Regions from separate parts of the Mus musculus genome. Here region 2 is linked to region 1. The links are chromatin loops, found by intact Hi-C in ENCODE. Cell type or tissue: left cerebral cortex. All regions are shown on one strand. Links, peaks and the distances in the headings refer to the core of each region. The heading gives the core; the rest is flanking DNA. Region 1 holds the start of Gm10710 (predicted gene 10710). Region 2 overlaps Dchs2 (dachsous cadherin related 2).

Region 1 (16,439 bases), core at 3,607-11,606:
CCTTGCACTGCACCCGGCAGACCCCAGGCAGCACCCACAAATCCTGCCTGAAACACTTCAGCTAGCATTCCAGACTGTTGTGTGCTAGCGGGGCTTTTTGCTGTTCTTACAAAGTTGTCTAGTCTTATAGAAGCATAATGTTTTAATTACAGAAAACAAAGGCTTTTAATATGTTCCTCCCGTCATTCCTTAGCATGAACAAATCGCATTGTTTGGTGTCAGAATGCTTAACTTTAAAAACTGCTGACTACGTTGCTGACTTGACTTTCACATTCAATGGGTTTTGGCTTGAGATTAAGAAAGAATTTCTTTTCTAACTAGCCTAAACATGCTTCTACCATCTTGTGCTCCATTATTTATGCTGTGCAGTATTCTCAGCAATGATTATTATAAGACCAAACCATGGATCAACTCCAAAACACACTAAAGCTATTCTACATACTGCAATATTAAATATGCACCCAAGAGTTAATTCTTTATGTAAAATTAACCAGGCACATTCATCCCCTTATTACGTAAATATGTTTTTTCTTTAATAAATGACAAAAGTATATGTGTAACGATCAATTATTTTATAATGTATTATCAGTAGATGTTTAATTTGTCTACTTATACAACTATATGCCCAGAGCTCATAAAAATTCCTCAGAACAACGAAGCGACCATTGGGAAAGTTTGAGGAGCCTTAATCTAGACCAGAACACTAAGACACTGACAGGAACTCTGGGTAGTATATTATTAAGAAGGGGCTCTCCATAAGGAGGAGGTATGGAGAAAGGAATAAAGGCATTGAGGCAAGGGCCCACAGAGCTGCCATACTCAGCTCTCCAGTACTGTAACAAAATACTCAAGACAAGCAGCTTATGAAGAGAAAGGGTTATTTTGACCCAGTTTTAACCCCACTGTGTGAAAGTCTAAGGCAGATAGTGAGTTCTGGATTATGCAGTAAGCATCTATACTTAACAACTGAAGAAACCGAGGAGAGGGTGAGGGAAAGGAAGAAAGGGAGAATAAAAACACAGAAAGAAAACACCCTGGAGTTTAGGAGGCAGTCGCAGCTAGTTAAGAGCAGCCGTTAGAGTCTAAGGTAAAGGGTCTCAACCACTCTTCAATGGCTATACAGATCCCTGGAATTTCCAGAATTCCAATCAGCACAATTTCATACTGTCTCTAGCAGCACTGGGAAAGCTGGAAAACTGTCAAAGCTGCAGCTTGAGCCCAGATGAGCCTCCGTAATGGATCCAGGACACGTGGAGATGGGAGGGGATAAAGTTATCCCCGGTGGCAGAATACTGTAGTGTTAGAAGCAACTCTACTGATAGGTTCTAATCAAAACAGTCACAGTGAGCCCATATTTTCTCCTGCAAACGAAGCTGTATTTTATTAGTATCATGCCAAGCCCATCAAGCCTCCCAAGTAGAAGCAGTCTTGAGAATTACCCTATCTAACCTTTACCCTATCATGATGTCATAGTTCAAATCTGATGGGACTATCTTTGGACACTGGGCATCTACGGCCCCCTCCATGTCTCAGCCTTTTCTGCAGTATTCCTGAGTCTACATGGCTGATCTCTGGATAATTGGTGGGATTAATCCATCACTGTCAAGGTTTCCTCCACCTTAAGCAGATGATCACCTCTATCCTTTGTGACATCAGACTCTGGTTCAAAAAGATGAAACACTCTTTGGTGGTGTTAGTCACTGACACTTGTGGACTTGTTCATATCAGTCGTGAGGAATGACTGCTTATCAAGCCTCCTATGGATAAATGCAAACTGATGATCAGCTACAGTGGAAACTGCTGCACCACACGTGACATCTTTATAATACCCTGGGCTTCTATGTATACAAATAGGTATGGAGGATAACCATCTATTGATAATGACTCATAAGTAAATTTATTTTAAGGTAGTTGTTTGGCAGATAATTTTAACATGTATTAAAGACAAAACCAATTTTCTCACGTTAATACAATGGGTGTTCTTGTTTAATTTTGCACAGAGAATTTGCCCTGACTGTATGTTTGATACTGCAGGATGTCAAATATATTCAGTGTTTTTCAGAACTGATCCACATTTTGATCTTGTAATCATCAGTATTGAGAATATAGCTTCATAGAAATACACACAACAAAATTGCAGATGTATATCTAAGACCATTGTCATGGTTTGAATATGCTTGGCCCAGGGAGTGGCACTATTTGGAGGTATGGCCTTGTTGGAGGTGTGTCACTGTGGGTGTGGGCTTTAAGGCTTTCACCCTAGCTGCCTGGAAGTCAGTCTTCCACTAGCAGCCTTCATATAAAGATGTAGAACTCTCAGCTCCTTCTCACCGTGCCTGCTTGGATGCTGCCATGCTCTTGCCTTGACGATAATGGACTGAACCTCTGACCCTGTAAGCCAGTCCCAATTAAATATTGTCCTTATAAGAGTTGCCTTGGTCATGGTGTTTGTTCACAGCAGTAAAACCCTAACTAAGACAACCATTTTAGAAATTATTGTAAATTTTCTGCTAACCCCAAGTCAAAATTCATTGGAAAGTCATAATGAAAGTCAACAACTCAGACAGCAACTTTTAAAATCAAACATTCTAATGCAAAACAATCCAATGATATACTAATTTGTTGTCTACATATTAAAGGATAACAGTGGGGAAATGTTAAAAGTACCTGTTTTCTGTAGCTAAAGCAGTATGTTTATAAGAGCAAAAATGGAGATACTAGAAGCCTGTAGTCCCACAACTTGAGAGGTAGAAGCTTACATAGGAAGTTCAAAGCTAACTCTGGCTACAACAGACCCTGAATCTTTGTTAAACAATAATTATATAATAGTATATTATGTAAGATATATGTATTTATATTTATTAAATATGTGTTTGATAAATATATATTGACTAGGTATATATTATATATGCAAATTTTCTATATATAGTAAAAATTAATAAAAATTTAAAAAATAAATACCACAATCCAAATGAGAGTCTCAGACTGAGAGCCGGTGTGTCTGGTGACATTCGCTAGTGCTATGTAATCTGCAAGCACATGCAATACCAAGAACACAAGCTGTGTGCTCAGAAGCAAGACTGCAGTGAAGTCACATGATGTAACACTGATGAGGGGTACCAGGAATCCCTCTGACTCCATGGAAGGTTCATTTTGAATTAATTTTTTATCTTGGGAAATTTAGACACCTTTGATGTTGTTACACTTTTTACAGTCCCCATATTCTCTCATACTACCCCATATGGTCATGACCCACATTTCCAGAAGCTAGAGAAGGGATAAGAGTACTGTTAACTACAAAGCTAAAAAGATATCAGCAACACTGAAAACCCATTTTTACAATATAGAAGCGCCTCGCTTATCTAAGGTTACCAGGAGTGTACTTTATAAAAGCTAAAGCCCAGGCGTTGTAACTGTAAAGCCGGGAGTTCAGAGCAGAGGTCTGAAATCTACACAGACATGGGTGCTAATTAAATCCTAAACTCAGTCCAGCAGCCAGTCAACTTTCACCTCCTTATTTCTTCAGTTTATCCTGGAGGGACTAAGTCAGTCCTGGAAATGTGCTTATCTAACGTCAGGTAAGAATAAGAGAAGCGATAAGGATGGACAGCCTGAAAGTCAGAACACAGCATTCTGATAGCACAGGAGGGATCCCAAGAACTCTCAAGAACACACCCAAGTCAAATAGCAAAGCCCAGGCCCTGGGACAACCACGGTGTACTGAGTGAGTCTCCTCCCGTCCAGCACTGAAGTCCTCACTGGAGGCTCTCAGCCCACAAACGTGATAGCTACAATGACTTGATGTCATCCATAACCTTGGTAAACTCCCAAAGCAGGTGGGAAAGAGAGTAAGAGGGACTTCGGAGGTAGATAGTCACTCAGAAGGGTTTCAATGTTTGAAAAAGAGAAGGCTACCCTGAGTCCTGAGACACCATATAAAGTTCTCAAAAGTGTATGGCATTGCCTACAGCCTGAGATCTGCTTTGGGGCAATGGGTAGTGCCTCCCAACTGGACTTGGGAGAAATCCAATGTGAAGGAAACTGGGGTCCCAGAAGAAAATTCCAAGAAAAACGTATACTGTGATGGAGAAAGGACCTTAGAGATCACAGGGCCAAGACATGACCCAAAGCTTTGGAGATTAGATAATGAGCTCTCTCGCCTCTCACTGGAGGGTCTGCAGAAGGTGTCTTTGCTTCTGCAACGGGGCACAAGCACCTATGTCACATTATCCCAGACACATTTACATCCTCAGCATCCATCCTCGGCCTTGAGCGGGACCCAGAGGCCTGATATCCTCACCTGCAGAAAGCAATGTCCAACTGCAGCATGCTCCGCGAGAGTGACATTATACACCTGCCTCCGGAAAACGGGCTCATTGTCATTCACATCATCCACTGTAATGGTCACCAGACAGGTGGCAGAAAGTGGCGGCTCTCCAAGGTCCTGGGCCACCACTCTCAGCTCCACTGTCTCCTGGACCTCTCTGTCTAGAGCTCGGATGGTGCTGATCAAACCGTTGTCGGGATTGATGCTGAAGGATGGCACACACTCTTCCTCGGGTGACAGAGCCTCAGACTGGCAGGGATCTGAGAGTTGCACTAGCTCATATCGCAGCTTGGCGTGATCAGTGCCCGCCTGGTCAGCATCTAAAGCGCTGACCCAAACCACCGAGGTGCCAGGGACAGCGGCTTCAGACACGGAGGCCCAGTAATGCTCCTGGCTAAAGACAGGTGGCTGGTCATTGAGGTCCGAGACCCAGAGCAACAGCGACTCCTCCGTGCTCAATGGCGGGGACCCTGCATCAGTGGCCACTAGTCTTAACTCGTATAGATCTTGGCTTTCCCTGTCCAAGAGGCCCTCGATGCAAAGGAAAAATACTCCAGGTGGACCACCGGGCCGCAGCGCAAAGACTCCGTTCCCACTTTCCAAGGACAACTTTATACTGCCCGCCCCAAGGAGGCGTGCACCAAGCACCCCTGCAGCCTCCTCTTCTTTCTCTGGGTCACCGTCGGCATCGGACACTGAGACTCGAGCCACGTAGTCGCCTGGGTGGGCGCCCTCAGAGACCTGGACCGCACCTCCCTCGGTGAGGAAGAGCAGGTGGATGGCAGGAGGGTTGTCATTCACGTCCAGCACGTCAATGGACACGCGCACGGTGGCTACCTCTGGCTCGGCGCCCCCGTCGCGGGCCTGGACCACCAACTGGTGCCAGGCCTGCTCCTCCCGGTCTAAAGGTCTTTGCACCCGCACTACGCCGCTCAGCTCCTCCACAGAAAAATAACCCGGATCGCCCAGTGGCCCACCACCTGCGCTCGCCACGGGCACTTGCCGCTCCCGGATACTGTAGCGTACCAAGCCATTGGGGCCCAAGTCGCGATCAGTAGCACGCACGCGACAAACCTCAGAGCCCGGCTGGGCGTCCTCACGTACTGTGGCGCGGTACTCGCCCTGCTCGAAAACTGGCGGGTTGTCGTTCTCATCCAACACACGCAGCTGCACGTGCAGGAGGCCGGTGCGCCGAGGGCTGCCACCGTCCCAAGCTTCAATGTGCAGCTCGTGCGCTGCCGCCGCCTCTCGGTCCAAGCGCCGCAGCAGCACCAAGTCTAAGGGTTCCAGCGGTGATGAGGACACCGGCAGGGAAGGCGACGCCGGTAACCCCGGCGTCCCATAGCGCAATTGGAAGAAGGGTCCTGTGGGATCCTGGGGCATGTCAGAAGCTTGCAGCAAAGTGTAGCCCTGGATGCTGAACAGTCCCGCGTCCGGGTCCTGGGCTCCTGGCAGGCGGAACGCTGTCCCGGGCGGGCTGAGTTCGGACACGTCCAGCTGCAGGGAGTCGCGGGGAAAGCGAGGGGAATGGTCGTTCACGTCGTTGACGCGGATCTCCACCTGTACCACCTCTCCCAACAGCGTGGCGGCCACGAAGCTATAGTGGTCCTGTCGCTCGCGGTCCAGACGCCGAGCGGTGCGGATGATACCAGTGTCCGGGTGCACGTGGAAGTCGTCCAGCAGCGGGGAGTCATCCGAGTCCTCCGAAAGAAAAAAGCCATTCCCATCCTGTTGCTGAGCTGCTGGCAACCCCGCGCGAATGTCACCCACCAGTGTGTCTGGGGGCAGCCCCTCGTCCACCGAGAGGCTGAGGTTGAACACCTGGGCAGATGAGCCCGAGGCTGCCCACAGCCAGGCGTGGACGAAAAGCCGGAGCAGGGAGCTCTGCGCCCCGGCGCCGCGGGGCCGCCCACGGGGTGACCCAGCCGGCTGACGCCCTTCACCCATCCTTCGCCCAGCAGGGCTCATTTCTCCTCCAGCTCTTTAGGAAGAAGGCTCCGGCTAGCTGCCAGCTTGTATTGGGATCTCAGAGCAACCCAGGAGCCTCTTCAGTATTAAGCCAGGGAAGAAAAGACTTTGGCAAACAAACGAAAAGACCCGGGAGTTCCCAAGGTGGCATCTGCAACTGGTGCAGACGTCCTCTGGCCGCAGCTCACGCAGGCGGGGGCGGCTCTAGCTGCCTCTGCCTCCGCGGCCACCTCTCCAGCCTCTGGATGTCTTTAAGGGAGTCCCATCGCTTTTTCTCTCTTCTTCTATTCCTTTTACATCTGTTCCTTGTTCTGCTCGGCTGGCTGTTTCCCCCTGGTAAAGTCAGGTGCATTATTTCTTTTGCCAAAAAGGAGGAAATTATTTAAAGCGCGCACACGGAGAGGAAGGGGATCCGGCCGGGAAGGGGGTGGAGAAAGGGCGGGGAGGCCGAGGGGGCGCGGGGCGGGAGGAACGGTGGGAGGGGCCGCTCGGGCAGCAGACTGCTACAGGGGCGGCCGCTCCCCCACCCACCCCACTCCACCTCCCGCGTCTCCCGGCGCTGGGGACTCCGTGGAGCCCCCTCTGACTGGGCCTCCTACTCCTTAGTCCCCTCCCCGTGCGTGATGCGGCTCGCACCGGGATGAATTCCAACCTGCGAGCCTCGGTTCTGTAGAAGGACTAAAAAACGGCTAGCCGGATGGACACGCAGCCCCAGACAGTGACGCTGATGGGGTTGTCTGGCTTGGCTTTGCGTGCAAAGTGTACTGGGTTAGGGAAGAGGCCAGTAGCTTGCCCCTAAGCTCGCTCTCTCCATCCTCAGAACAGCCCCTGCAGCGAGCCTGCCCATGGCTCCATGTAAGGTGGGGGTTATATGGTCACTTTAAGGAGACAAACTTGTGCTCTCTATTTGGCGAGAGAACCCCACCTCCTCAGCGGAAGGACAGATGGAGTCAAAAGGAGATGCACAGCTGGGGCCAGTTTGACTGTAAAGCAGGGAAGGCGGAACTTGGAGAAAAAAAAAAGAAGAAGAAGAAAGGAGAAAGAAAACTTCCAGAAATCCCGAAAAAATCTGTGACACACATGGCACGCTTTATTATGCCGAGCTACTATTTAGCAGCGTGCTAGTGTCTTGTCACTCCCCTCTGCCACCTGTGATGACAACAATGGATGGAGCTTGCGGACCTTTTTAGGCATCCAGCGCCATCATACCTGCCAGCATATTTTATGATGATGATTTATGTGCGGATTGACCTTGTGGCATAAGCCCCAGCACACGGCTTTACCTCCAGCCCTATGAGAAGAACCTTGCAGGGATCTGATAGCTCTTCCAAAGTAGCTTAGGGTTGAATCCAAAGACAATTCACCTCAGCCTGTGTAGTCTCGGGCTTCTCTCCTGCTATCCACAGCTATAGATGGAAACTGACAAATGGCCTCTAATAAAGTATGCTCCACCAGAGGAGTCTGCTCTCTTGAGAGCGGCCAGCCATATGTAGCAAAAGGTTTCTGCAATTTTGCATTTCAGCCAGAAGGAAGAATTAATTTCCTAGATACTGTTCTGTGCTAGGGGGAGACCAAAAGGCCAGCATACAGTTCCCCAGAAACCCCAGTGAAACGCCTTCTTATATTGAGTGGCCTATGCATGCCATTGCTAATTAGCAGCCACACCAACCTGTACCCCTGAAAAAATAATAATCAAATGATTTTCTTGGCAGTGTTGTATGTAACCAGAGATGCTATTAAAATAATGTCAGCCTCCCTTTTATCGATCAAGTGCCTTTAAGCATTTGGGAGATCAGGCTTGAGCCTTTGGAGTCTTCTTTCCAACTTAATGCAAAGGCATCAGGAGTCTTACAAAGCACCACAACTACTGCCACCACTGGTCCCTTCTGAGGTGGTTCTCCACCAAGCATTCAGACTGTTTCTAAAGCCAACACTAAGCCTTTAACCCCTATTCAGAACCTACATGATAGCTTCTTGTTTCAGACTCCTTCCTAAATTGCCCACCTTGCTCTTCTTCCCTGCTCATTGAAGAATCTTTGAGTTGTTGAGCTTCCCTGTCTAGATCTCTTTTTGCCCCCCCCCCCAAACAGGCTCCTTCTCCTTCAGGTCTCATGTAAGATGCCAACTGAGGGGACATCTCCCTGACTACCCTCCTTCTAGTGGGAGGGTAAACCTAGATCCTCACATTCTATTTCATTCAAAGTGCCTTTAAGTACCTGAGATCAGCTTGTTTGGTTCATCTGCTTGGTCTATTACTCCAATCTTACCCTCTTCATAGACTTAAAGCGCTGCTTTAACCCACTCCCCATGAGAGAGTCTGAGAGAGTGTTTGGTGAATAGTAGATCACTCTTCACTGTATGTATCCAGTGGCTGGAATAACTGATAGGCAGATAAATGGATGAACTTTTAAACTGGAACTTGGAAACCACAACTAAAGAGTAACTGGCCCTGAGGTCCTTCACTGTACTGAGTCCCAGCTTTGCCTTGCTGGTTTTACTCATCCTGTGAATCTCCTTTGAACCTTTTCAGCTTATGTGAAACTATCATCGTCCAATATTTCCTTGGCACTAAGAGAAAAAGCGGATCTTCTTCCTGCACATGGCACTGACACGGACTTTGTTAACAGAGGTTTAGTTTTGAACAAATGGGAAAATAAAGCTTTGGAAACCTGTTTTCCTGTTGGTTTTATTATTGGAACACACACACACACACACACACACACACACACAATCCCAGTAACATCTCAGTAACATCCCTGAATGCTTTGAACAGATTTCTAGACTGAAAGTCCAGTTCTCCAAAGAAAAGGAGAGGGCTTCTTTGGGTAATGTGGTTGCACAGCCCTGAAAGAGACAAGGCAATGTCTGAGCCTTTGAGGGAAAAAATCGTGGTGTGAGTGGCAATCCCCTTTATCTTTGCAGCTGGTGAAACTTCACTTGGCTCTATAAAGTAGGGCAAGTTATTGAGTTTTGCTAAGTTTCTGTTCTCTTAAGTGGGAGCAATACAAGGATGATGGGAACTTTAAGAGAGGCATTCGAGTGGGTTGCATCACCTGATGCTGGCCTGCGGTCTTGTTTTATGTGGGGAAACATTCTAGGAGATGAGTTGTAATCTCAGCTCTCACTTCTCAGGGCCCAGAGTGTCTGAAGGAAGAGGATGTAAAACCCCCACAATGAAGAGCAGAAACTATCACAGCTAGAAAGGCTTGGGCAAATCCTCCCTGGTGTTACAAGGTATCAGTATGGGCTGGCCATCCTGAAAATCACTTCCTCCTTGACTGAAGACAGTTCTTTGCACTGTGATAATTAAATAGAACAAATAGTTATAAAATGCTGGAACAAAAAGTTTACAACATCAAATGCTATCTAGACCATTGGGACAAAGTTTGTAATGATTAGCCCTGTTCTGCAGGTAAAGAAATTGAGATTCAGATACAGTGCAAGACCAGAGTCACATAGGCAGTGAGTGATTCGGTGGTCCCTGAACCTGGATAGTTCTGCCCTCAGGTCTGTGGTCACTTACTGAGCCCTCCGATGGTTATTTTTATCTGACCTTTCCTTTAAGTACACTGTCTTCTGCCTTCCCACGGATAGCAGTATAGTGATGTAATGAGTTTGAACAGAAGCTGGGCAAAGTGCAATAAATAAATAAATAAATAAATAAATAAATAAATAAATAAATAAATAAGTGGCTGGGATAGACAGCATGTTTGTGGAAATGGAGGGGACAGAGTGGCCACAGGAAATGATTGCCTGGGATTATGACTGAACGCCTCTAAGTCAGAATCCCGCCCAGGCGGAACGATACGGCAGCGCCGAAGGAGCCTCGGTTGGCCCCGGATTGTCCATTTCATCCAGGTTTTCCAGTTTTGTTGAGTACAGCCTTGTGTAGAAGGATCTGATGGTGTTTTGAATTTCTTCAGGATCTGTTGTTATGTCTCCCTTTTCATTCCTGATTTTGTTAATTAGGATGCTGTCCCTGTGCCCTCTAGTGAGTCTAGCTAAGGGTTTATCTATCTTGTTGATTTTCTCAAAGAATCAGCTTCTGGTTTGGTTGATTCTTGGTATAGTTCTTTTTGTTTCTACTTGGTTGATTTCAGCCCTGAGTTTCATTATTTCCTACAATCTACTCCTCTTGGGTGTATTTGCTTCTTTTTGTTTTAGAGGTTTCAGGTGTGCTGTCAAGCTGCTAGTGTATGCTCTCTCCAGTTTCTTTTTGGAGGCACTCTGAGCTATGAGTTTTCCTCTTAGGACTGCTTTCATTGTGTCCCATAAGTTTGGGTATGTTGTACCTTCATTTTCATTGAATAATAAAAAGTCTTTAATTTCTTTATTTCTTCCTTGACCAAGTTACCATTGAGTAGAGCATTGTTCAGCTTCCATGTGTATGTGGGCTTTCTGTTGTTTTTATTTCTACTGAGGACCAACCTTAGTCTGTCATGATCTGATAGGATGCATGGGATTATTTCAATCTTCTTGTATCTGTTGAGGCCTGTTTTGTGACCGATTATATGGTCAGTTGTGGAGAAGGTAACATGAGGTGCTGAGAAGAAGGTATATTCTTTTGTTTTAGGATGACATAGATATCTGTTAAATCTACTTGGTCCATAACTGCATTAATTTCAATGTGTCTCTGTTTGGGTTGTGTTTCTATGATCTGTCCATTGATGAGAGTGGAGCGTTGAAATCCCCCACTATTATTGTGTGAGATACAATGTGAGCTTTGGGGTTTAGTAAAGTTTCTTTTATGAATGTGGGCGCCCTTGCATTTGGAACATAGATGTTCAGAATAGAGTTGTTCTTGGTAGATTTTTCCTTTTATGAATATGAAATATCCTCCCTTACTCTTTTTGATAACTTTTAGTTGAAAGTTGCTTTTATTTGATATTAGAATGGCTGCTGCTTGTTTCTTGGAAACATTTGCTTGGAAAATTGTTTTCCAGCCCTTTACTCTGAAGTAATGTCTTTTTGACACTGAGGTGTGTTTCCGGTATGTAGCAAACTGTTAGGACCTGTTTGCATATCCAGTCTGCTATTCTATGTCTTTTTATTGGGGAATTGAGTCCATTGATGTTAAGAGATATTAAAGAATAGTGATTGTTCCTTCCTGTTATTTTTTGATGTTATTTTTATGTTTGTATGGCTGTCTTCTTTTAGGTTTGTTGAAAGATTACTTTCTTGCCTTTTCTATGATGTAGTTTCCCTCCTTATGTTGGTGTTTTCCATCTATTACCCTTTGTAGAGCTGGATTTGTGGAAAGATATTGTGTAAATTTGTTTTTGTCATGGAATACTTAGGTTACTCCATCTATGGTAATTGAGAGTTTTGCTGAGTATGGTAGCCTGGTCTGGCATTTGTGTTCTCTTAGGGTCTGTATAACATCTGCCCAGGATCTTCTGGCTTTCATAGCCTCTGGTGAGAAGTCTGATGTAATTCTGATAGGTCTGCCTTTATATGTTACTTGATCCTTTTCCCTTACTGCTTTAATATTCTTTCTTTGTTTTCTGTATTTGGTGTTTTGACCATTATGTGACAGGAAGAATTTCTTTTCTGGTCCATTCTATTTGGAGTTCTGTAGGCATCTTGTATGTACATGGGCATCCCTTTCTTTAGGTTAGGGAAGTTTTCTTCTATAATTTTGTTGAAGATATTTACTGGCCCTTTAAATTGGGAATCTTCACTCTCTTCTGTACCTGTTTTCTTTAAGTTTGGTCTTTTCATTGTGTCCTGGATTTCCTGAACGTCTGGGGTTAGGGGTTTTTTGCATTTTGCAATTTTTTGACTGTTATGTCAGTGTTTTCTATGGTATCTTCTGCCCCTGAGATTCAATCTTTTATCCTTGTATTCTGTTGGTGATGCTTGCATCTCTGACCTAGGTTTTATATCTGCAGGGTTGTCTCCCTTTGTGATTTCTTTATCATTTCTATTTCGATTTTTAAATCCTAGATTGTTTTGTTTAATTCCTTCACCTGTTTGGTTTTCTTTTTCTGTAATTCTTTAAATGATTTTTGTGTTTCCTCTTTAAGGGCTTCAAGCTGTTTGCCTGTGTTCTCCTGTATTTCTTTAAGGGAGTTATTTGTGTTCTTCTTATAGTCCTCTATCATCATCATGAGATGTGATTTTAAATCAGTCTTGCTTTTCTGGTGTGTTGGGGTCTCCAGGGCTCACTGTGTTGGGAGAATTGGGTTCTGATGATGCCAAGTAACCTTGGTTTCTATTGTTTATGTTCTTGCCCTTGCCTCTTGCCATCTGGTTATTTCTGGTGTTAGTTGGTCTTGCTGTCTCTGACTGTGGCTTGTTTCTCCTGCAAGCCTGTGTGTCAGTACTCCTGAGAGACCAGTTCTTTCCAGAAGGAATTTGGGTATGGACAGCTGTGGCACATGGTCAGCTCCAGGGTACAGATGGAAACCTGTCCCCAACTGTTCCTTGGTTCCTGTGTTCTGAGGGCTCAGGGTAGGTGTCTCTTGGGCCAGGAATTTGAGCAGAAGTGGTGGTCCTACCTGTGCTCACAGGTGTGTCTGCACTCCTGGGAGACCAGCTCTCTCCCGGCAGTATTTGGGTATAGAGCGCTGTGGCACGGGATCCGTGAAGTTACTTTGTATGTCATCAACATTTATAATCGGGTTGTGGAGGTTAGGAGCCTTTCCTCCATAATGGGGTGGGAGCATCACTTAATCATTTGAAGGCCCTTCAAACCAAACAGAAAAGAGTATTCTGCCTCAAAATTGTAGCATATAAATCTCCACTGAGTTTCCAGCATGCTAAAGTGCCTATGTTGGTCAGTTCTCTGTCACTATAATAAAATGCCTGATATGATTACCTTATCTAAAGAGACATTTAGTTCACATTTTTTGATGTTTCAGTCCATCATCAGTTGGTCCTGTGGCTGTGGGTGAGGTAGCAGTTCATGGAGTGAGTATACAGCAGAGGAAAGATTCCCAACACAGGGCTAAGAACAAAACAAAGAAGCCTCTGGCATGCCAGAGTCTCCTTCAAGACCACACCCTTTGGTGAGGTGCAGGGCCCCCACCACTGGGTCTCCCTGGCTAAAACTCTACCTCCTACAAATGCACCGCCTTGGGGGAAAAAGCTTTAAACACATGTTGGGGAATATTGCACATCCAAACTACCATGCTAGCAAATAGATTTTGGACTTACCAGGCTCCAAAGTCAAGACAGCCAATTACTTAAAACAAACTAGTAGTGCTTAAGATAAATAGATAGACATTTGAGTTCTAGATGATGGATTGGTAGATGGATAATTGATAGTTAAATGATTGACAGACAGATGATAGATAAGTATTTGATAGGTAGATAATACCATATTGATAGGTGGTAGATAGATATATAAATAGAGAGATATCTAGACAGATAAAATGAGAGATATTTAAATAGATGAAATAAGTTCTGGAGAATCCTAACCAATACAGAGCTTGTTTTTAACATAAAAATAACTTTGTAGTTAATTTTATACCCTGTGTTCAATATACATATATTTTGTGTTGTTATACGTTACAGAGTGTGTCCCATAGACACATAAGGAACTGAGTTCAGATACCCGGCATCCCTGTAAAAAGCCTGGCACAATGATACAGTAATGTAGCACTGGGGATGTGGAGACAAGAGGGATGGAATTCTGGGGCTTGCTGGCCAGCTACTTTAGCTATGCTTTGAGTTTTAGATTCAGTGAGAGACGCTGTTACAGAAAACAAAATGGACACGCTTCCCATACCCCTGCTGCAAGACTCAGGAATCACTGCAGAAGACACAGAAAGATTGTAAGAGCCAGAGATTTCAGAATCTTGCTGCCAAACTGCTTCATCGACAAGGCAGACCCATTGCACAGGAATCCACAGCATCTCTGACACTACAGGTATAAAACTTGCATAAGATCAAGCCAGTTAAAATTCCAACATGGTGGGAGAAGACCCCACAATTCTCTGCCCCCAGCTGATGAGCTACCAGCAGTTGATAGCTACTAGAAGAGAAAGAACCCATTTTATTCAGGGATGTGTCCCCAGGAAAGTTGCTGTGCTCCAGTGGATGGCTACACACCCACACCCACACTGCCAGCAACAAGCTCCACCCACCCAGTGATTAAAAAGAGAAGAGTATGTGAAGCCCAAAGGCAATGTTGGAAGAAGTTGACAGAAGAGAACTGGGGTTGATTTGCTCAAAACACATGGAATACATATATAAAAATCACTGAGAAATAAATAACTATTTTTTAAATGAACTTGATTTTAATTAAAAGCTCTCTACAAAGAGAAAAAAATAAGATGGCTAGCAACTGAGGAAGACACTTAATGTTGACTTTTGGCCTCCACCTGAACATGTATTCATACACATCTTTACACATGAATACACACACACACACACACACACATATTTTAAAGAGACAGGTGAGATTAGAATCCTACCATAATAGAAATTTTATAGGTAAACAAGTTTACCTCCATATCTTACATTCTAAGCTATCCCAAAAAGCATATTAGTTTTTCTTTTGATCTGCACATACTTATTTATTCTAATTTTAGGCTCAATAGACTATGCAGAGTTCTACATAACATGGGTGTTTCAGATATCAACATGTGATTTTTTTTCCTATGATTCAGTGGGAATAGAGGAAAAGCAAGCATTTTATTATAGTGTTTTAGTTAGAACTCTGACATCTTATTAAGCATGTACTATGTTGACTCTTGTTTTCAAATCTATTGGAAGTTACATACAGAGCTACCTCCCAGCTAGTGATGCTTTGGTTTGTAATTTCTTTATAGTAGTACAAAGGTGATACTGTACTTCCAGCTTGTAATTTTGTTTTTCCTGGGCTGGCGATAAACAGTCAGCCATTTGATCACGAGAGCAAGCAACATCTACTCTACAATAGACAGATTTTTGGGAATACATATATTTGATAAGTTACCTGACACAGCCAACCTTTTAGACTTCCATTAATTTGCAACTTAAATATTTCCATCAATTAAATAAATATTAGCAATCAATAAACACTTTATAATGAAATCGGTTTGTAATCCATAGTTTTATCCAACCACAGCCTAGGTGTCATGTACACAGTGAGGGTACCCAGGGTTAACAGGGAGAAATTTTCATTTTATAGCATTTTCAATACATGATGGGTTTCTCAGGACGCAACCCCGTCATAATGAAGCAGCAGATAGACTGAGGTTATGCCTGCTTTTGTGGGGGGGAGTGAGGGGGCTTGTGTGGAAAAGAATCCCTGGCTGAAGAAATGGGGACCTGGTTTTTTTCCTGTCACCCTTCTTTCTTATACCTTTCTTCTCGTCCCCGAAATCGGTCAGCCTGACCAGCTTCTCCCTATTCCCTCCACCAAGGGCATCAAACATGCTCAGCCAGATAGCCCCTGAGAGCTGGCTTCCGGATCATTGTTGGCACACGCCTTGCCTTTCTTTCCCCACCAGCCTTTCCTTGGATGTAATAATAGCCCACCTCCCTATTTCCCAAACCCTTTAATCAGTTTGTTTCTGTTCTCTGAACTCTTTCCAATTTTCCTATATGGCGGGTAAGATGTGAAAACCAAAACCACACACCATTTTCTAACAGGGCCTATGCATTGCCAAACCTCACAAGGCTAACTTACTTCTTCAAGGAGAAATCAAAGCCAAGTCGAACAGGTTCTTTACAAGTGGGTTTCAGAACAGGTGTGACACCTGGTGATCCATTCCAATAAATTTACACCTTCTGAGCAGGAAATTATTCCACGTAGGAAAATACTATGGCTGCTTGTAAACAAAAGAGTTTTAGAATATTCAAGTATTTCTGTAAAACTAAATAAAAGACAACCCTACCAAATGAAAAAGGTAAATAGCGTTTAGTCCTCGAATTTTTTTCCAGGTTTTGATTGCATAAAGATACAATAGTTGATCCATTTCTTATGACAAAGCAAGGTTCACTGAAATACACAGACACACACACACACACAGAGAGACACACACGGACAGACAGACAGATAGGTAGAGATAGTGCATTATAATGATTCCAGGCAAGAGGAAGCAAAGGAAATACCCAGGCCCTGCCAATCCCACAAATATTCAGTGCGAAAAACACCTGGATTCTTCCCAAGCCACAGCTGTTCGGTTGGAAAATGCCTGGATCCCATTGAATC
Region 2 (16,439 bases), core at 3,493-11,492, 95 kb before region 1:
TCTACCCACGAAGGAGAGCCTGAAACACCTGTAAGGTCCACGGGGAAGAGCTGGATTTGGGAGGTTTCCCCAAAGGATTCCTCTTTATGTTTCTCTCGGGGTGGGGGTGGGGAGAATGCGGACCGTAAATCTGACTCATGTCACCTGGGCTTTCAGGCCTGCTGCTCCTACTTGTACTTTGAGAAGCCAGGTTTGAGAAGCCAGGTTTGAGCACAGAGGTCCTCACCCTGGAAGGATGTAGTCCAAGAAAGAAGCGCTGATAGGGCAGGGTAAACTCAAGTAGGATCTCTTGGCTTGCAAAGCCGTAACGCAGACCAAAGCGGGTACCAGGGCAATACAAACTCTGAGGTGACAGCGGTGACCCCAGCCTTCTAGAGCACAGCTAACAGCTCCAGGTTTCACAGCTGCTTGGAAACCTGAGCTCATGTGAGCAGTTCCACTTTCTTGGAGGACAAAGCTGTCCCAGATGGGAAGGGGCACGGTAGCCTGGGCTGCACCGCCTTGCTGCATCCTGTCACTTCTGCAGACCTGCACATTCATTATAAACACACCACTTAAGTTGTTTCTATTACATTTCTGCTTATACAGAGGTATAGGGAAACAGTCTCCGTGGTCGGGGAAAGCCACCTGCTGCCTCTCTGCACTAGCAGGGCTCTTCCTGATGTCAGCATCAGGCATGGGTCAGCTTTATCTCTTGCACTTGGCTTTTCAGTCAGCTTCTGGGAACTATGTTCTTCCTGATTCCACGTCACTGCTATACTCCACATTCTCTCTGAGTTTCTTCCCTTTCCTTTCTTTCCTTCCTTCCGCCTTTCCTTCCTTCCCCTTTCTTTCTTTCCCCCTTCCTTCTTTGTTTTTATCTGTTTGTTTTGTTTTCATTTTTTGTTTTTTGATCTAGTCTCACTACATAGCTCTGGCAATCCTGGAACTCTCTATGTAGACCAGGCTATCTTCCAACTGTCCATATGCCTCTGCCTCTCAAGTGCTGGTTTTTTGGTCCTTTAATTTTACTACATCTTACTGAATTTTGTATAGTTTTCCTAATGGCTTCATATGATTTTGAGAATCGACAACGTAAGAACACGTGATATTAGCAAGTATAAAGTAGAAATGGGTACCATACTCTGCCCCAGTTACTGCTCTATTGCTGTGAGGAGACATCATGACCAAGGAAACTTATAAAAGGAAATATTTAACTGGAGGCTGGCTTACAGTTTCAGAGACTGAGTCCATGATCAGTACAGCGGGAAGCACAGCAGCTGGCAGGCACAGCTGGACAGCTTACTTCTGATTCAAAGGTTGCAGGCAGAGAGATAGCAATTGGGCCTGGTGTGAGCTTTTAAAACTTCAAAAGTCCACTCCCAGACACACCTCCTCCAAGAAGACCACCTCTGTCCCAAAAAGGCCACCTCTAATCCTGCCCAAACACTTCCACAAATAGAAACAGTGAGTCTATGGGAGCTACTCTCATCCAGACACCACACACTCCTAAAAGCATTACGGTGACTTGGCAGCTGAGGAATGGACACCTAGGAGACATTTAGGTGGGAGGAGATCCCTCGTGTTACTCGAAATAGTTTCCTAAGAGAAACTTAGTGCAAAGCCCACTTCCTGTGAGGTAGACCCTCTACATACTGCCTGAAACCCCACTGATATGGTGGTCTACTCATTTCATGACTTTTTCAGTCAACGGCAAGGCATGGAACTTTTGGTTGATGGGTTTCATATTCTAGTACATACTTAGGTGAAACAAAGACAGTATGAAGAATAGCCTCTTCATATGGCTGTTTTAGATGAATTATTTCTTAGTGGCAAAATCCTATCCCAATGCCATCAGTGATCTTGAATGCTGATAGTGTCTAAAATTGCTCTTAAGCCCAAACTCCTGCCATGGAGGGGTACTCGGCTTTCTATTGCTGCTATAAAACAACCGGCAAAACAACTTAGAAAGAAACACTTAAATAAGTGTCACTGTCTTACAGTATCTGAGGTCTCAGGCCCTCATCTCTTGAGGCCCTGAGACCTCAACTTTGGGCCCCCAACATGGCTGAACATGGCAGGACAGAAGCTGTGGAGTGGAGCAAAGCTGACACAGGTGGAAGGATTAGGAACGTACCCAGAGGATGTTGCCATTTGAACGAGAGTTGAAAGGTAGGGACTCCGTAGCAATGAGAAGGAAGAAAGACCACTGTGTGGGCCGCTAGCTGGTGCAGTCACTCTCTTCACGGAGATAGATAAGTCTATGTTTTAAATGAGGCTACATGTACTGGGGACAATATTAATGACATTTTTCATTATTCAGATTGCATGACACATACTTGTCACAATGTGCTCGTAATTATTCATTTAAACACGGATGTTCTTAACTCCTGCTGGGTTGTAACTCCTTTGAGAATCTGGCTCTTTTTGGCATCCTTTACACCCCAAGAAAGGTGTATTCTTCCAGTACGTCTACACACAAAGCTTCCATGCACTGTCCTGACTTAAGGCTCTGGGCCATCTGAATACCATCTAAGACACTCTTAGAGAGGACTCCCACCTGTCTTCATTTCACCTGACTGCCCCACAACCCACCATGGTGGCAAAGACAGCCGAGTGGAGTTATCTTAACGATTACACAGAAATACGGGAGTGGTTTTCTTGGAAAACAAATGTTCTAAGCAAAGAAAGACAGAAAATGGGGCAAGTGGGAGAGTAAACTAGAGAATGAGGGACTTGTGGTCCTGAGAGCTGCTCACTGAAGACCAGAAGGAGCTCAGAGGCAGGAAGTACCGCAGACTGACCAAGCTTCCTGTGTGCAGAGTGTGTTGATGACACTTTTCATGTGCTTCCCTATGTTTTCAAGAGGAAAGTTTCTGTGAGCATTTTATAGGCTCACAAGTTGGGTGGAGGACACAGTTGTCCTTTTGTGGTTCACTAGAATCCTAGTGTGGGGAGAAGTTATCTGAGGCCCAGCTGGGATTTCCTTTTCAGATTCCCTCCCCTTTAAATCATGGAGTTCATTCTCAAATATGAATGCCATGCCTGTCGTTGGCTATGCTTTTCTCCACGTGTCAAAGTCAATGGCTGTGATAAAATATAAAGACAATAAATGTGGAACAAGGGAAGGGTAAGTGGGATGGGTTAGAAGAAAGAAAAGGGGATACAGAGGCAGGGAGGAGCTGGGTCAGGGAGGAAGATACAAGAGAGAAGAATGGAGAGAGAGAGGCATTCCTGCTCTCTGACATGTGCTCCGTGTCTGCTCCCGTGAAAGAATCCTGCACGGACCTCCTCACTCAGGCAGAGGTATTAGGATCCCGCTGGGCCACCACTCTGGAAGTGTAGCCTCCGATTTGTTTTTACTATGACCATGGTGGCTCTGTAACTCCTATTCGTGCTGGCCACCCCCCAGCTGGCTGTGAACTCAGGAGGGAGAAGGCATTTGCAGGCCCACTGCTTATACTCCTCTGGTCTCAAGGTTCTAAAGGTGTCCCCAGACCTTTTATAGTCTGTCTCCTCCCAGTCCTTTAAATGCCAGGGTCCCATCTGAATGCAAAGCCCACTGTTAGTGCTTGTTCCGGGCTTTGCCTCAAGTGTGGTGTTTCCTCCCTGCTCCACTTCTGGCTGAGTAACTCCCACCCCTAATCCACATCTGTGAGGAGGAAGACCCAGTGCAGCTTGCCTCTGAGCTTCCCCTGGACCTCAGCTGGAAAGCTCTTCCCACCCTCTACATTTTCACATCACTCCCCCATCTTATCCCAATGCTGTTCCTCTTGGATTTAATTTATTTATGTGTCCAAACCCTTGCTACTCAGTGAAAGCAACAGCCTGGATGGTGAGGGGCGTAAGAGCCATGGCTCTGTACATCCATGAGGAATGGAAGAGACAAAGAAGGATCTAAGGTTAGAGAGGGGCTCACACTAAGAAGTACAATGTACAGTCAAGTAGGACACTTGAAAGTCCATAAAAGTTGGCACAGGGAGAGAACATAAACTGTTATATGAGTGAATATTTATTAGGCAAAAGTTCTTCCATGTTTCTCAAATCCTACTTAATCCACATATACCATTTGGACTAGGGCTTAATGACTGGTTATTTTTTCCTCTAGTTCTGTTCTCAACTTCTTTTGTAAATTGGGCCAAAAGTCTGAAATAAAGTTAGTGGATGTCTGTGATACAAATTCTACAGCCAAGAAGAGACTCCACCGATATGATCTGTGTTTTCTAAAGCTGACCCAATTTAGGAAATGGGCTTAGTTTAAAAAAATATTGCATCATTAAAATATAAAAATGCTTATACTTCTTACGCATCCTACCGGATCTTATTTTCCTCCCACAGCTTATGACGGTCCTTCAGTTTCAAGATGGCCTCTTTTAGACAGTGCTCCTCCTTCAAGGCCTCTCTCCTCTGCTCTCTAAGCCTGGTCATGCCTAACAATAGGATTTTTTTTCCCATTCTACAGTTAACATTTCCAAAGTTGGATTTCACTTTGTATTAGTAGTTTTGTTTTTAAAATATCATCTCCCTAAACCCATGTTTTGCAGTTACCAAATCTAAACCACAGACTCTCGAAGCAATGGTTTCTCAAAATGAGGGGGTGGCAGACATGGACAGGAGGAAGCTTTCTCTTTTCTGTCGTTCTCCGCAACCCCTAGGAATGGATAACAAAAACTTGACACATCAGGAAGCTGGCTCATATGTGCATTGAGTAGAATAAAACGGTATGGAAAAAAGCAGCAAGTGAGAAGAGAAATTAATTTAAAATGGAGGCCAGACAGCGGCTCACGTCTTTTATCCCAGCACTTGGGAGGCATAGGCAGGGGGATCTCTGTGAGTTCCAGGCCAGCCTGTCTTACAAAACTAGTTCCAGGACAGCCAAGGCTACATAAAGAAAAAATTCTGTCTCGAAAAAATGAAAAAAAGGAAGGGGGGAATAGAAAAGGAAGTGCTTATGAATAGCTCAGGGCTGAGCTGAAGAGGAGAGGGTGGCTACTGGAGCTGAAACACCTCAATTTTCTTTGAGGGAAAAAACCTCAACGGAAACAGGATTGTCTAATTTCTTTAAAGACTCTAAGGTGAACGTCCCCCTCAGACCATAGAGTATGATCAGTGATATCTGATTGGATCTTAATTTTATTGGAATAAACAATCAACACATACAAAGTGTTCTATGCCCTAAAAGAACAGGGGTCTCAGACAGGAGTTTGAATCTGAAGTCAGTCATTTATGAATTGTGTCAAATGAGGCTTATCAGCAGCTGATTGCCCCTTCTCAGGTTTCCTGTAAAGATGGAAAGGAAAGAGTGTACAGAAGTAGTCAATGCCTGGTCTATCATAAGTATGCGATATGCTCAGTTATTATTACTAATTCTCAGTCCTTCCCACCATACTTTGTCCATCGAACCCTAATCCTTCTATTGTCAGATTATGTGGTTCCAGAATGTTCCTCCACAGATCAATAAATCACTGTTGGAGACAGAATGAGGCATGTCCCAAACAATGTGATGACAACACAGAGTGAGTTCAAAACTTTGCAGACCATTTGTGGGAAATAATGGCTACAGGCTTCTCATTTTACAATGCTGTCCCCATGACAACGGCGTATTTAGTCATCCTCCTTCCCCTGAGATCCAGAAGGATCCTTCCCCAACCCTGGTTATCAGCCCATCATAACATCAAACAGAAGGATCCAGCCCTAGCCCTGAATGACCCCCTATCATACTGTCATACAGAATAATCTTTCCCCAGCACTACCACTATGCCATAATGTCACACTAACTTACTGCGTAAAGAAGTACAATTCCCTGTTCCTACTCAAATCTAAGCCCACCACGACTACCCGAACTCATTATGTTCTCTGAAAATCAAAGACTCTTCAGCAGAGGTCTGCCAATCCCAGATCACACCCTGGCAAAAGGTTTAGAGGGACAGACAGGCTCTCCTTTTACATCACAAACTTCATAGGCAAGACTGTATTTTCCACTTGAATCTGCTTCCTGCTAAATGGGCAGGGAATAGGAACCAAATGTGTGGACATGAGTCCTCGGTGTATCTGCCTTTTGGGAGGACTGAAAGCAGAAACAGGGCTGTAAATAGACTGTCATGCCTGAGAACAACCTCCATGCTCCATTCTGGATTGCTTTTAACTACGGTATCATTCCTAGAGCAGTTGAGTACCATTCAGCCTTTGACCTACTCACCCTCCCCTTAGATTTTAACCATTCTTCTAAATCACATGGCATGTGAGATTCTGACATTGGAATCTGCCAAAAAATTTTTAAATTAAAAAAAACTTCATAAGCACACAAATCTGTTAATAGTTAGTGACAGTTTAAATGGATACATATTTTAAGTACTTTATATTTAACAAAGAGAGACTGTACATTGTGTGAGAGATGTTCCATGGCTGAACCCGACAATGAGGTGTTGAGGTGCGGTGCAGATCTAGAGGTCCACAGATCGTGGCAGCAGGAAAGTTGGAACTGTGATGGGCAGAGGCAGGAAGGGGGGGAATGGAAAATGAGCCCTGCAAGCCATCAGTTCTCATGGAGCCCTTATGTTGGTAAATAAACACATTTTGTTTTGGTTTGGAGTTGCTATTTTTAAGACGACCGCATGGAGATAAAAATCATATTTGATGAGGAACAGGGTTTAGTCATGAGGAGAAAACACGGTGCCAGCAGAGGGAGTTGGTGACAAAGAGATCCATACCCCAAAGCTGAATCCATCCTAACTAATGGCTGTCCTCGGTGGCTGAGCAGCCTACAGTCAATTCCAGCTGGGCTCTGAATGTTCTGCTGAGGTTTCCATAGCTTCAAGCTGTTTCCACTCAACTCGAGAAACCTAAGGGTCCCTCTGGGAGCAAAGGAGCAGAAAGGGAATTCCAAGCTGCTGTGAATGAATTGCAAGAACACATAAATCCATAGGGCGTTCCTCCCTACGCAGGCAACCCGTGGAGAAAACACTAGTATGTTTTACTTACAAACCCCAGAAGATCTGCTTTCAAAGTGACAAGGCTTCCAAGACCAGACGTTATGGTTGAGAGCTGTAAGGATAGCCATGATTTTTTAGGGCTAAAGCCCCGGCTTCCACACCACCAGCAAGACAAGCTCTTCCACTTGTTTGTTCCCAATCTGCCAATTAACAAGATGAGTAACCATGAAAAGTGAAAAGCAGAGGAAGGGAGTCACTCGCTGTGGCTTCACGGGAAAGAGGCACAAGTAAGGTTGTCCTCTGTGGCTCCTAGCAAGGCATTGGCAGGAGCTCTCTCTAGGAATCATGAAGTATTTACAATTCAAGCAGCCTGGTTTAGGTGTGGACCTCCTTGGTCATGAGCTCAATGCTCCTCTGGTGGGCCCAAGAAGTTCTAATTGCTTGAAGGAACAAAGTAGATTCAGGACAGGGCAGGACCACTGTGCTCTAGATGTAGCCTCACCCTTGCAGAAATTGACCTTATTGGAGGGAGTCATCTGTCACATAGGCTTTTGTTTTTCCTGCAATATATGGTGGCTAAGGGTTCAGGACATTAGCTTATTCGTGTGACCTGGCTGAAAGGAGACAGATTCGAGATGAGGGCAGAAGTGCCTGGCTTGCTTTCATCCTGGCTTTGGTTATCTTTTGATCCAGCTGAGAAGTCAGTGTTTTTTTTCAGCCAAAGCATCGTCTAACCACCTGTTTGATAAGGATGCTACAGAACTGCTTTCAAAGGCCAGGTTACCAAGAAACCAGAAGTGTACTCCCTGGGGCTTGCCCATGATCTCCACTCCCCATGATATGGTAGGGTGAGTTTAATATATACAGAAGAGAGCTGAAAATGCTTGTGAATCCTGCCCAAAGCCTTTACCATTCCAAGTATTCGCACACATAGATGAAACATGACAGCACTTCATGATGGCATTTTAGAGGAAACACAAATCCACCCTGAAGGCAACAAGAAGTAACGAGGGTTCTATTTCTTCAAAATAAAACACCTTCAAAATCCTTCTTAGGTATCTTTCCTCCTTTCTCAAAGCTTTGTATTTCTATAGCTACAAAATCCTTTCTTCACTCCAAGGCTGTGTTGATCTTATATTGCCTGCTCCTCTATACACATCGCTACTGTGAGGGTCTCTCCCATCCCTCCCAGGTTCTAGTCTGTGCTCTCCTAACCACATAGAATGCTAGAGAATAAGAGGCTCATTATTTGAACTCATGCCTTTCAACCTCACTTCCACTCAGAGGATTGGAACTCCAGTTCTCACAGTTGTGAGATTCAGCAGCAAACACTGAATCCACTAAGCCATCTCCCACCCTCTCCATTAGCCTTAAAGGTTACATACATTGTATTAAGACTCCAGTTGGTTTCAATTTTGTTTCATTGGGTTAATTTCTTAATATTGTGATGCAGACTCTTGTATCTGTTCATGAAGGTCACTAGTTATGATTTAGTTTATTTTCACTGTCTCGGTGCCCTTTGCATGTTAGCATTATGTAGAGAAACATTCTATCTTCCATTTCCTTACCTTGTGAGGTTGTGTTATAGCTTGCATAAGGGTTCTTCAAAGGCTCATGCATGTTGGACATTTAAGATGAACTGTCATACTGCTGGGAGGGGTTGGAACTTTAGGAGTTTGTTGCTCATAGAAGGATGTGAGATCCTTGGAAACGCACTCTTGAGGAGGACATTGGGATCCTGGCTTCTTCTCTTACTCTGTTTCCTGGCTGAGGCGATGTGTCACCCTCCCACATCATACCATCTTTGCCACATGTCCAAAAGTAATGTTCCAAATCCACCATGGGCTGAAGCATACAAAATTGAGAGCCAAGTAGTCATATTTGCCTAGCAAGTCTGTTAGCTCTGATTTTTTTTCCCATATTAAACCATAACTAACACCTATTGGTGTGAATTCTCTCTTGGATGTAGGATAGAATTTATTACTACATCCAAAGCTGGTAATTTGAATAAAGGGATGAGTCATTATTATAAATGTTGCCCATATAAAGTACACTGGAGCTACCAAATTTATTCTTTCCTTTTGCATCAGTTCTATAGTTACCCATTCGTCCATTTCATGTAGCTTGTCAAACTTATTGATATGTAATCTTGCATCGTATATGTTCAGTGTGCCTCACTCCATAATTGCATCCTCTTTCATTACTGCTACTGATAATTCATTTTCTCCTTTTCTTGGTTGTTCTTCCAAGGTTCTCCTTGAATGTATTACCTTTCAAAGACCCTTCCCTGTGTTAATTTTCCCGAATTATATTTTCTCAATTATGAGCTTTTCTCTTTACAATTCCTTCCTTCAATTTATTTCCTTGTATCTTTTTTTCTTATTAAAATATATAACATAATATTTGTCTATTAACTGATTTTAATGCATATCGCAAAGTTAATGTGCTTTTTTATCACTAAATTAAAAATATTTTCCAATTAATTTTTTATTTCTTCCCTGACACATCATTTATTGTAGATTGTCAGCTCACTCTGGAATGCTCGGCTTTTATCTAATGCTGCTGGTTGAATTTAAATCTATGTGGTCACAGTACATAGTCCATGTCTTTAATAATTTCAGTGTTTGAGATTTTTATGATCTACAGTGAACATCCTATGTGTCCTTGTCACCTTTGTGTGCTCTTCATTGTTGGATGAGAAGAGGTCCTATAGGTGCTTATGTATCAAGAGGAATGTTGCTGGGATTATTTCCTTGTCTGTCTGTCTGTCCGTCTGTCTGTCTTCCCACTTTTTCTTGTCTTTGTGTGTCTAGTTGATCCATTAATCACTCATTCCTTTATTCAGATTAGACTCTTTATATCAGATATCAGCCTCTTCGCTTCTAGATTTCCACTTAGATGTTCTCTGTAGTACCTAATGTTTTCTAGCATCAACAAGCCAGTTCTCATTAGAGCCATTATTTCATTAAAAACATCTGACACAGTTAAATGGCTGCCTAACGGTCCTCATCTGATAAATCTAACAGTAGTTATTTGGGTGGGTACCTACTGCTCAAGTTTTGATAATTAATCATATTTTTCTGCTTCTTTATGTTTCTGTTGATATTTTAGTGTTCATTAGTTATTATGTGTGGTATAAATATCCTAAATTATATTGCTTTCCTTTGTAGACTTGACATTTTGTCCTAGGACCATCACTCTTACTTGAAGGATTAGTCTTAGGGTATGGCCTTTTTATACTCTTAAAAGAATGTCCTAGTTGTTGAGCAAGGGCTCTTGGTCTCAGTGATGGAACTTCAGCATCTTCAAACACAAGACAAGCTCCAAGTCTTCCTGGTCAACTGTACTCTACAAAGCAACAGCTTGCCCACATTTGTATGTGGCAATTCTGGACCTCAGGCCTACAGCAAACACCAATCTAGGGGGCTCTTTCAGTCATGCTCCTTTCCCAAAGTTTAGCCACACTGAAGCCTAGTTGTCAAAAAGACCACCCTTTGGCTGGAGTCTTACCTCATCTCACCACAATCAGAAAACTACCCCGAGTCAAAGGACTGGAGCTGACAATGGTTCTTCTCCTAAGCTGCTTTTCTTTCAAGACCCCAGTCCCGTTCTGCCTACTGCCCAACACCTGGAAACAGTTGTCTCACATAGTCTGTTTGGTTTTATATTGTTTAGAGTGGAGGGGCAAGCCCAATATCTGTTACTATATTATAGCTAAAGTGTAAATGATACCCCGTCATGTTTTTCTGGTGAGAACCAATCCCACACATGGATGTTAATGACTAAATTCCTTCGTCTCATTACATCTTACTCCTAGAAACTCTTTTGGAGTCCTGACAAACCTATTACACAGCTTACTCTCAGAGGAGTCATGTATTACATTTTCGTTTGGAAAATGAATCTCTTCTGAGCTGTAGCACTGTCTGTTGCTCAACATTGCTAATGTCCCAGTTTGCACTCGACTGAGTACACTAGAGTTTCTGCTAATCTTGGAGCTAGGATAATAGTGACTGTGGTGGTAAGGGCATTATCATACCCTACTCCAGTGTCCCCTCCCCACCCCATGAACTCTGGGGACTTATCTCTCCCAAGAGACTAAAGGTCACAAGCACAGGCAATCCTTTCCCTATGAATGTATTGGATACCAAAAGCTAAAGGAAATAGTGAAGGCAATCTCACTCCCAAAGCACTCAATAGTCCTGAAGTGGCCTGATGTGTGTGGTGCAGTTTGTAATGAGACATAAAAAGGAAACACCCATGGAAACTTGGGACTGCCAAGACATGCACTTAACGTATGCAAATTCTGAGCCTGAGGAATCCAACTGCTTTGGGTTGAAAGCTTGCAGATCCTTCTCCTACGGGGCTTCCCAAACATAGAGGCTACATAAGAGTTGGATGAGTCACATCTACGTTAGGCTCTACTTTCCCAAGTTCCTCATATCTGGTCCCCGTTCCCCGATGTGGAAAGCTGATTTTGTTTCTTCCTTTTTTACACCACCTCTTACTTGCTCCACGTAGAAAGCCTCAGAGCCTCGAGGAGCATAGTAGTGGCATAGGTCTTGTAGCAACTCTAAATAGGGACTACATGTTTGTCTAACTGATCCCAGAAGAGTCATACAAAACCTTTTCCTTGTTAACAATAGAGTGGTGCTTTGCTGGTGGTGCTTTGTTGTTGTTGTGGTTGTGTTTTAATTCTTAAGAATGTGTAACGCTCCCAGGTATTTATTTCAAAGCACTCACACCATTCACTATGACCACACAGGCTGTGGTCTCCTGCTTATGTGCTAAGAGTGTACACTGTGATAATCCACAGCCACGTGAGTGGAGTATTCTACACAACCTGGAAACCGGTCCCCTTGGTCTCTGATGCTGTACTTTCTGCAAACCTTGCCAGAGTTCATCATATCGGAGTGTTTTAGTGTTTACAAAGCCTGGTTATTAATCCACTTGTTCCATAGTGACCATCCCAGGAGAACCTCGGTTTGCTGGTGGGGCAGGGCAAGTCTGTCTCCATGCTTTCCTGGGACTGACTATACCCCACATTTTCTCTTTCTGGTTGCCCCCGTTTCTTCCCGTCTCCTTTCAAATCAAGAAATTTAGAAGCTGAACTCTTCCTTTTCTTCCAACGAATACATCAAATACGACCCTTCCCTTGTGTCCCACACATAGGCAATTGCTCATGGGCTCTGCTAGTCAATTTTCAGATCTGCATATAGTTAATATGAAGTTAACCTTCAAGAACAAGTTTAAAGTAAGAAAGTTAATGCTAATACACCTTTAATATTAACTCCTGTCATATCTAGATTCCAGAGTCTTTGCAATAAAAATGCAAATTTAGAATACTCATGTGTGAAATACATTTAACTAGATCATTTAAAATCACATTAACAATATCTCATTTGCAAACCGATGGTTGCTCTAATTTAAATATTATGATGGTACCTGATCTATGGTTAATGGACAAATTTAAATAGGCCAGCGCCAAAACTCTTTAGGAATTTAGGAATCTTGATAAAAAAATTTGCATAGAAAGCAATCTATAACTTGTCTATATTAATCAAGTTAGACCCTTTTAGAGTAAGACATGACTATTTTTATAGAGGCTTTTTTTTTTTTTTTTTTTTTTTTTTTTGGTTTTTCAAGACAGGGTTTCTCTGTATAGCCCTGGCTGTCCTGGAACTCACTTTGTAGACCAGGCTGGCCTCGAACTCAGAAATCTGACTGACTCTGCCTCCCAAGTGCTGGGATTAAAGGCGTGGGCCACCACGCCTGGCAGTGGTTTATTTCTTTAAACTACACTCTAAAGTTCCAATGAAAATATTGAAGAGTTCTGAGGGAAATTCAGTTTCCAGAAAGAAAAACAAAAACCACAAAATTGCTAATTAGGTACAAAATTTTAAAATGGGGGGGGGTAGGGGTAAGAAAAAACTGCTCTTTTTCTAAATGTGTTATATCTTTATCAGCTTGGAAAATGGTATGAACCCAAAGCATACCTGTAAAGAAGTGCTCTCTGGGTTACCAAAAAAAAAATCACATTTCTCATCTCCTCTGGGAATGTACTGACCTTGCTCTGCATCACCCCCACCCACCAAAACAACCTTAGCATCTTGGAACTGAGCCCTGACTAGTCCCCTCTTCCATCTGGCTGTCTCTCACTTCTCTTTGGCTCTCCCTAATGCCTGACTATGGAGTCCGTTTCCCAACAGGGCTGCCTTGTCTAACGTCAGTAGGAGAGAATGTTCCTAAACCTGTGGGGACCTGATGCACCAGATTCAAGGAATATCCTCAGCCTCCCCCCACCCTCATCCTCTCAGAGGAGAAGGGGAACAGGGGTGGGGGGGGGGCTCTGGGAGGGGGTACTGGGAGGGCTTAGTGATTCAGGTTGCCCCTTCCATCACAATTGTTGAAGTCTTGTGGCTTCTCTCAATTTGATACATTTTAGGAAGATTTTCTTTATTTCTATAACAATGTCTATAGGAGCTTGGTAGAAATTACTTACAATTTCTACAGAACACAAACATCTTCTTGTATTTCTCCACATGTTGGAATGAGAACATGTTGGCGCTGAAACAGTATTCACATGTCTTTCATGTGTTTCTCAGTCTTCCATCTGCTGTTGAGGCCAGCAGTCCAGGTTCTTGGAGAAGACACTTTTTAAACCATGATCTTCACTAGTTTTGAAAACTTGTTCTATTTCTAAGACATGGCCACAGTGGAAGATGCTGACTAGAGTTTGGGAAGATTGGGCATATTCTGCTGCTGTGTGCATGCTTCTCTGGAGGTCTGCCAAGTATTTTTTGTTTTCTGTGCAGTTCATGGTCCTCCTGCTCAGTGGGCGTGGCAGGGTAGGCATTGAAGCTTCCCTGTATTACCGTTTATCTGCTTCATACAATTCTGTCATTGACTGCTTCATGTCTCTGGAAACTGTTTTGTGAAATGCATTCATGTTGATCACATTGATTTCTCAAAATGAACCATTGGATGACTTGTTAATATTCTTTGCTTGTATGTTGATAAGGTTTGGCTTTTTCTCTTACCTGACACATTTGTGACCAACCCTCTTCACAGCAAATCTTTTAAAAATCAATTTCCTCACTCTTAGAACTTTGTGTCCTTACATTTGAAGTGAATGCTTTCATAGAAAACATATTTTTGAGTTTAAAAAGAAAACCCTGAGATCCCAGAAAGAAGAAAAAGAGAATATTCCCACCACAAAAAGAAAATCTCTCTTATCTCTCTCCCCCCCCCCTCACACACACACACACACACACACACACACACACACACACACACACACACACCTTGATTTCTATAGTCCATTCACCAAGGAAATACTCAATTATACAGAGTTGAAATCTCATACACATGTGGTGGGCAACATAATACTTCAGCAAAGAACTAAGTTCCCAGTAAAACCCAGTCTTTAGGACCCATCTTCTAAGATGCTCATGAATTCTATAAGACAAACCAAGGTCCCCTGACTAAGAGGCCCTCCTCCCATTCAGTGACTGTTCAGTCTATCAGCCATTCTCATCACCTCCATGAGTGACTTAAGGACTCTGCAATGCTGACACTCAGCCCCCTGCCTGGCCTTTCCATGGCGGTGACTTACTGCTTCCATATTTGCAATTGTGAAAAATCAGCTTGTGAGTGTTCGTCGAGTATTCATTAAGAAAGCAGAAATAAGAAAGTCAGAGGAAAGAAATAAAGCAAAAGGGAGGAAGGAAGCTAGCCAGGACCAAGGATAGCAAATCTACACACAGTCGAGTTCAGATGAAAGGGGGGTTGTTCTAAATTACACAGGTTCTGAAAAGATTGCAGTGTCATCACTATAGTGACAGCTTGCTCCTGAAATATGTCCCAAATGTGCCTTTGGGTCCATGGTATTTTTAGTTTCTTAGGCATTTTAGGCATTTCCTTCTTTGTTTCCAGCAATTAACAGTCATCACTAGCTCAATTTCAATTATATTTGCTACAAAAGAACGTTTCCTCACCTTTCAGATCCAAGACTTAGAGTGTGGAGGTCTAACTGTTGATATATATATATATATATGTGTGTGTGTGTGTGTGTGTGTGTGTGTGTGTGTGTGTGTGTGTGTATTTATATGTGTGTGTGTGTGTAGTTTTATAATGCTGATTATCTTTCCAAAACGCATGTTAGTCATATGAGCGTGTATGATCTATGCAGGTGTGTTTGCATGTGTGTGGGCACATGTGATTGAGTACACGTGCATACTGGTTGATGTTAGGAGTCTCTCTGGGTTGCTGTCCACTTTATGCCCTGAGGCAAGATTGCTCACTGAACTTGGAGCTCAAGATTCTGCTGGGCTAGCTAACCAGGTCACCTCCTAACATTGACCCGGAGCTCTGGAATTCCAGGTGCCTAACCACACCCACTGGAGTTTTACATAGATGCTAAGGATCTAAATTCTGGTGTACACACTTCCATGGCTAGCACTTTGAGCTACTTTTAGCACTTTTGAGTCCACTGGGTTCTTTTTCCAGCCACTCACACTTATTTCTGAACTACTTGAAACTGCACCCCAGTCTAGATCACTATGGCCATATGAGAGCCCACTTCCTCTGCCGCTCAATACCTCCACCTTCAGGCCTCTCTAAAGTGCACACTCTTCTTCCTCCTGTTTCCCTGTACCCTAGAAGCTGGACCTGTGTGGGTGGATTATGTTCTGTATCTCTATGGCTCTCTGACTTCCAGTGACTTAGAACAATGGGATACCAGTAAGGTTAGAGACACTTTTCCTCGATGCCTGTCCTGTGATAACAGGAGCCTGAGGCAGAGTCTTAGAGACCACTCTCCTTTCATGGTCTGTCTTGGCCTGAAGATAATTATACCTTCTGCTTCTGGGTTTGCCTGGGCTACTAAGTGTCAAGTTCTGCTTTAATTCATTAAGTTTCCCTACTTTGTCCTTACTATTGCTTTTGTAAACGAAACATTAGCTTTTATCAACATCTTAGAATCTGAGTAAACTCTACACCCCACCGAGACGCTGATTCATTCACCTGCTTTATTTTCCCTCTGCACTTAGCATCTGAAATTTACTTACGGATTTATTTCTTTGTGTGCAGCATTTTGTATTCAGGAACCACCACACACACACACACACACACACACACACACACACACACCCCTCTGTCATAGAATAACAACACTTCACCATCATTACCCTCCCAGCTTCTAGAACGGCGCCAGATGGACAGGAAACAGTCGATGATCATTCTTTAAACACATAAATAAATTCAATGTGTTTGTGTGCCTTCCAATTCAGAGCAGAATCTCTATATATTTGGAAAACGACTTCAGAACACAAAGCTGGTTGTTAAGTCACGATTCCAAGACTCGAAACACAGTGCCAACTCAGAGTTCGGATGTGACATTTCTATAAACTAAACCAAAACACATAGCTTTCACATTGTGCATGACAGTTGGGCCTCTGATGTGAGAGGAAACAGATAAAAATCCCCAGGAGGTGATAGGAAGACAAAGGATATCTCCAAGCAATCTTGTTG

Evidence for each region. Hi-C counts contacts between places; a loop is a spot of excess contacts. Peaks named below come from ENCODE experiments on the same cell type or tissue, not always from the same donor. Only the 100,000 strongest peaks of a DNase experiment are listed, where the experiment ranks them.
Region 2: it touches region 1 in a loop (2.0-fold over the local background); 13 of 42 quality-filtered maps call a loop at or near these places.

The regions. Positions count from the first base shown.
Region 1 is chr3:83,117,804-83,134,242 of GRCm38, reverse strand. It overlaps Gm10710 (predicted gene 10710), which reads left to right and starts at 4,997. Exons shown (of 1, transcript NM_001358023.1): 1 at 4,997-8,967. The coding sequence starts at 6,157. The coding sequence ends at 6,681. Dchs2 (dachsous cadherin related 2) reads right to left here and starts at 6,716. Exons shown (of 20, transcript NM_001357165.2): 1 at 4,301-6,716. The coding sequence starts at 6,295. In left cerebral cortex, for the core only: no CTCF peak of the experiment used is centred there; DNase peaks (open chromatin) are centred at 5,494, 6,372 and 6,968; H3K4me3 peaks cover 2,198 bases.
Region 2 is chr3:83,212,563-83,229,001 of GRCm38, reverse strand. The region is part of intron 1 of Dchs2 (dachsous cadherin related 2); the gene reads right to left. Among named protein-coding and RNA genes, the nearest start is that of Gm10710, 92 kb to the right of the region's middle. In left cerebral cortex, for the core only: a CTCF peak has its summit at 6,654 (motif pointing right); DNase peaks (open chromatin) are centred at 6,929, 8,703, 10,832, 11,202 and 1 more place.